2 separate regions of the Homo sapiens genome follow, and region 1 is linked to region 2. Evidence: chromatin contacts called from ENCODE Hi-C data. All regions are on one chromosome and are shown on one strand. Each heading gives the region's core, a stretch centred on a gene start or an enhancer-like site at or near the end of the contact. The rest is flanking DNA. Distances are from core to core; before and after follow the strand shown.

Region 1 (2,700 bases), core at 183-2,682, 87 kb after region 2:
TCAGTCCCATTATCTCTTTCTGGATGCTCTGGAGGACAGCACATCCTGGCTTCTCTTACATGTGGAGCTATTTGAGTGGTTTGTAGGCCATGGAATATAGGCAGAAGTGATTGCAAAATTGTGTCTTCATTATGTTTTCTTATTTCTGCTCCATCCTGGGGATGCCTCTTTGGATGTAATGCTTTTACTTTTCACAGTGTCCAGGATTATTGCCCTCTTCATGTGGGCTACAGGTTTGGGTGGTGGGCTGAAAGTGTCTTGATGAGACAAGATCTGGTGACCCTGAGTTGCTGGGCATAAGCTGGGCCATCTGGTTTGTGCCTGGTTCTGGCTTCCCTGGGGGCTGGAGGGGCAGATGGGGAGGGGTCAGATCCTGGTTGCTGTGAATTAGAGATGAACAGTGACACGCCATCTTACATCACAAACTAGAAACCATGTCAACTCCACTCTTCCCTTAGGGCTGCAGGTAATTAGTCTCAGTGATCCTAAGTTTTGAATCATGTAAGAAAGTATCCCTTGGGCAATAGGTCTACCTGTATATTAGGAAACCCTCCTGCATATACCGTTTTAAAAAGATGCATACGCCAAATGCTGCAACGTATTATTATGTAAAATTTAAACAGTATTCATGAGGCTCCTGTTGAATCAGTCAACGTATTTGTTTTGACAAATATCAGAGTCTGCAAAGAAGTATCTCAGACCCTCCCCTAGCAGTGTATTGTGATGATGTTGCCAATAATACAGAATATTAATAATGACAGCAATAGCTCTTATGTTCTTATCGGTATGTTCCAGGCCCAGTGCTAAGCAATTCTTAGTTACTTCCCACCAAACAGGTGGCTTTGTCTCATTTATTTACTGGAATTTAAAGAGTCTGGTTCTCAAATGTTTTGCAGCATCCACTTTTCCTGGACAAGTTAAGCAGAGGGCTGGGTCCCACCCCCCAGAGTACCTGATTCAGTGGGTGGGGACTAAGAACTTGCATTGGTAACAAATTCGCAGGTAATGCTGATGTCATCTGAAAATTACTGATAGGGGAAATTTTAATATTATCATATTAAATAATTATCTTCATTTTCCTTAGGAATCTCCATCTCAAGGCTCAGAGAGATGAACTGCTGGCGCAGGGATACACAGGGAGGAAAGTCAAGGCGTGAGTTGCCTGGTAGAGACATTTGAGAGTGGGTCATTGCCTCAGATAATTTCCACGGAACTCTGTGTGCCTCTCCTTTAAGAAGAGGTGAAGCCAATCCCTTTCTTGGGAGCCTTGAGAAGCCGCCTCACCGAGAACAGAAAGTGCGCTCCAGGTACCACCCGGATTCCGTCAAACTACATTACCCAGAAGGCAGTGCTACAAGGGACGGAAGCCGACCCCAAGCCATAGACGGAAGGCGCAGAGGGGCGTTCCCGTAGCGGCGTGGGCGGGACTTCCGGCGTCCAGTCTTCGTCCGCCGTTAGGTTGCGGCTGCTGTGGTTGCCAACGCTACACTGGGTAGAACGCCAGACAGGGGCCACTTTTCGAGACCGAGTAGAGACGGACAGTGAGGAGGATAGGACCCACTTACACGCTTTTATGTCAGCCGCGATCCCACCCCCACAAGCGTCTGCAAAACCCTTCCTGGGGCCTTGGCGACAGCCCTGTGTCCTCACGGCGCGCAGAGGCGGCGCCGCGAACCTTGTGTGCATTTTACACGACGGCGGGGACTGAGGTCCCTCGCAGCCCAGAGCCGGAGCCCGGGGTCGGCCGAGCCCGCAGGACCGGCTTCCTCGCCGACTCTCACGGCCTCACCCAGCCCCCTGGGCCCATGGCGGCGCCGGCGTTGGTGAGTGGAGGGTTCCGCAGCCCGCGCGAGCTCGGGTCACCGCCCGCATGCACCCATCCGCTGTAATACGGCGGATGCCGGGACTCTGTGCTTCTCCCTTTTGATGCCCTAGGTTATGGAGATCCCGGGAGAGGGTGAGGTGAGAGGGCAGGGCTAATCACTTCCTACCCAGGGTCCTGAATCCAGGACAGGAGTTGTAAGGAGAGGTCCCTGTCTCTGGCTCTAACCTGGAGCTGTCGCCTCGCTGCCCTCGGCCTCCATTCCCTCGGGTCTAAAATGCGAGTCTCAGTAATTTTCTCTGTGGAGGGAGCTGGAGAGGGTACGCTTGTGACGTGGGTCCTGTCTTTCACTGCTCGGAGAGCATCACTCTAGGTGCCGTCTTTGAAGAAGGACTCTCTAGGTCCTGCTGTTGTTTTAGGGGATCATTCCAGCGGAAGTCTGGCCCTACCAAAAGCTGGGAGAGGGAATGAGAGCCTCGAGGGCAAGAGGTGAGGCGGGAGCAGCATTTTTGGCAGGAGGCTAGAAGACAAGAAGCTCATTGGATTTATCTTTGCAGATGCCGTCTGTTTATTACAAATGAATCTGGCTTGCCGCCTAACAGCAGTGAATCCGTGCTTCTGTTTAACACATGCTCTTGTATTTGAAAAGCAAATCCAGCACAATATTCATTAATGACAGTGTACATGAATGTATGTCTCTTGGAGTGTGAGCACATAAGGCCCCAAGTTACTCTCCAGCATGTCACACTGTTTACTCCTCGTAGCTCTGATCACCTTCAGGAGTTGTCTATTCATTTTTCCTCACCTGGTCTGTTCTCTAACTTCAATCTAACCTTGTTCCAGGGTCTCTTCAGAGAGAGCTTCCCTGGTTGCATCAT
Region 2 (2,700 bases), core at 48-2,547:
CCTAGTTTGGCTGGATATGAAATTCTGCGTTGAAAATTCTTTTAAGAATGTTGAATATTGGCCCCCACTCTCTTCTGGCTTGTAGGGTTTCTGCTGAGAGATCCGCTGTTAGTCTGATGGGCTTCCCTTTGAGGGTAACCCGACCTTTCTCTCTGGCTGCCCTTAACATTTTTTCCTTCATTTCAACTTTGGTGAATCTGACAATTATGTGTCTTGGAGTTGCTCTTCTTGAGGAGTATCTTTGTGGCGTTCTCTGTATTTCCTGAATCTGAACGTTGGCCTGCCTTGCTAGATTGGGGAAGTTCTCCTGGATAATATCCTGCAGAGTGTTTTCCAACTTGGTTCCATTCTCCCCATCACTTTCAGGTACACCAATCAGACGTAGATTTGGTCTTTTCACATAGTCCCATATTTCTTGGAGGCTTTGCTCATTTCTTTTTATTCTTTTTTCTCTAAACTTCCCTTCTCGCTTCATTTCATTCATTTCATCTTCCATTGCTGATACCCTTTCTTCCAGTTGATCGCATCGGCTCCTGAGGCTTCTGCATTCTTCACGTAGTTCTTGAGCCTTGGTTTTCAGCTCCATCAGCTCCTTTAAGCACTTCTCTGTATTAGTTATTCTAGTTATACATTCTTCTAAATTTTTTTCAAAGTTTTCAACTTCTTTGCCTTTGGTTTGAATGTCTTCCCCTAGCTCAGGGTAATTTGATCGTCTGACACCTTCTTCTCTCAGCTCGTCAAAGTCATTCTCCATCCAGCTTTGTTCCGTTGCTGGTGAGGAATTGCGTTCCTTTGGAGGAGGAGAGGCGCTCTGCTTTTTAGAGTTTCCAGTTTTTCTGTTCTGTTTTTTCCCCATCTTTGTGGTTTTATCTACTTTTGGTCTTTGATGATGGTGATGTACAGATGGGTTTTTGGTGTGGATGTCCTTTCTGTTTGTTAGTTTTCCTTCTAACAGAGAGGACCCTCAGCTGCAGGTCTGTTGGAATACCCTGCCGTGTGAGATGTCAGTGTGCCCCTGCTAGGGGGTGCCTCCGAGTTAGGCTGCTCGGGGGTCAGGGGTCAGGGACCCACTTGAGGAGGCAGTCTGCCCGTTCTCAGATCTCCAGCTGCATGCTGGGAGAACCACTGCTCTCTTCAAAGCTGTCAGACAGGGACATTTAAGTCTGCAGAGGTTACTGCTGTCTTTTTGTTTGTCTGTGCCCTGCCCCCAGAGGTGGAGCCTACTGAGGCAGGCAGGCCTCCTTGAGCTGTGGTGGGCTCCACCCAGTTCGAGCTTCCTGGCTGCTTTGTTTACCTAATCAAGCCTGGGCAATGGCGGGCGCCCCTCCCCCAGCCTCGCTGCCGCCTTGCAGTTTGATCTCAGACTGCTGTGCTAGCAATCAGCGAGACTCCGTGGGCGTAGGACCCTCCGAGCCAGGTGCGGGATATATTCTCGTGGTGCGCCGTTTTTTAAGCCCGTCGGAAAGGCGCAGTATTTGGGTAGGAGTGACCCGATTTTCCAGGTGCCGTCCGTCACCCCTTTCTTTGACTCAGAAAGGGAACTCCCTGACCCCTTGCGCTTCCCAAGTGAGGCAATGCCTCGCCCTGCTTCGGCTCGCGCATGGTGCTCGCTCCCACTGACCTGCGCCCACTGTCTGGCACTCCCTAGTGAGATGAACCCGGTACCTCAGCTGGAAATGCAGAAATCACCCGTCTTCTGCGTCGCTCACGCTGGGAGCTGTAGACTGGAGCTGTAGACAGGAGCTGTTCCTATTCGGGCATCTTGGCTCCTCCTTGAGTGAGTATCTTAATCCTGAGTTCTAGTTTGATTGCACTGTGTTCTGAGAGACAGTTTGTTATAATTTCTGTTCTTTTACATTTGCTGAGGAGTGCTTCACTTCCAACTGTGTGGTCAGTTTTGGAATAGGTGTGGTGTGGTGCTGAGAAGAATGTATATCATTGATTTGGGGTGGAGAGTTCTGTAGATGTCTATTAGGTCCGCATGGTGCAGAGCTGAATTCAATTCCTGGACATCCTTTTAACTTTCCGTCTCATTGATCTGTCTAATGTTGACAGTGGGGTGTTAAAGTCTCCCATTATTATTGTGTGGGAGTCTAAGTCTCTTTGTAGGTCTCTAAGGACTTGCTTTGTGAATCTGGGTGCTCCTGTATTGGGTGCATATATATATTTAGGATAGTTAGCTCTTCTTGTTGAATTGATCCCTTTACCATTATGTAATGGCCTTCTTTGTCTCTTTTGATCTTTGTTGGTTTAAAGTCTGTTTTATCAGAGACTAGAATTGCAGCCCCTGCTTTTTTTTTGTTTTCCATTTGCTTGGTAGATCTTCCTCCATCCCTTTGTTTTGAGCCTATGTGTGTCTCTGCACCTGAGATGGGTCTCCTGAATACAGCACACTGATGGGTCTTGACTCTTTATCCAATTTGCCAATCTGTGTCTGTAGCCATTTACATTTAAGGTTAATATTGTTATGTGTGAATTTTATCCTGTCATTATGATGTTAGCTGGTTATTTTGCTCGTTAGTTGATGCAGTTTCTTCCTAGCATCAATGGTCTTACAATTTGACATGTTTTCACGGTGGCTGATATCAGTTGTTCCTTTCCATGTTTAGTGCTTCCTTCAGGAGCTCTTGTAGGGCAGGCCTGGTGGTGACAAAATCTCTCAGCATTTGCTTGTCTGTAAAGGATTTTATTTCTCCTTCA

Evidence for each region. A loop is a pair of places that touch in the nucleus more often than their neighbours do. Pooled maps may share reads with other maps.
Region 1: a map of CD8-positive, alpha-beta T cell shows a loop between it and region 2 (2.3-fold over the local background). The contact joins the promoter of ZNF599 here to the promoter of LINC03049 in region 2. A Hi-C loop is called at or near these places in 1 of 168 maps with a recorded cell type or tissue (CD8-positive, alpha-beta T cell) and 4 of 50 pooled maps.

Annotation. Positions count from the first base shown.
Region 1 is chr19:34,771,947-34,774,646 of GRCh38, reverse strand. ZNF599 (zinc finger protein 599) reads left to right here and starts at 1,432. Exons shown (of 4, transcript NM_001007248.3): 1 at 1,432-1,823. The coding sequence starts at 1,806. It overlaps LOC124904696 (a long non-coding RNA gene), which reads right to left and starts at 1,300. Exons shown (of 2, transcript XR_007067234.1): 1 at 953-1,300; 2 at 1-380. RefSeq lists an enhancer at 1,502-1,611 and a silencer at 1,722-1,781.
Region 2 is chr19:34,859,251-34,861,950 of GRCh38, reverse strand. LINC03049 (long intergenic non-protein coding RNA 3049) reads left to right here and starts at 1,297. Exons shown (of 4, transcript NR_182286.1): 1 at 1,297-1,502; 2 at 1,649-1,777. RefSeq lists an enhancer at 931-1,496.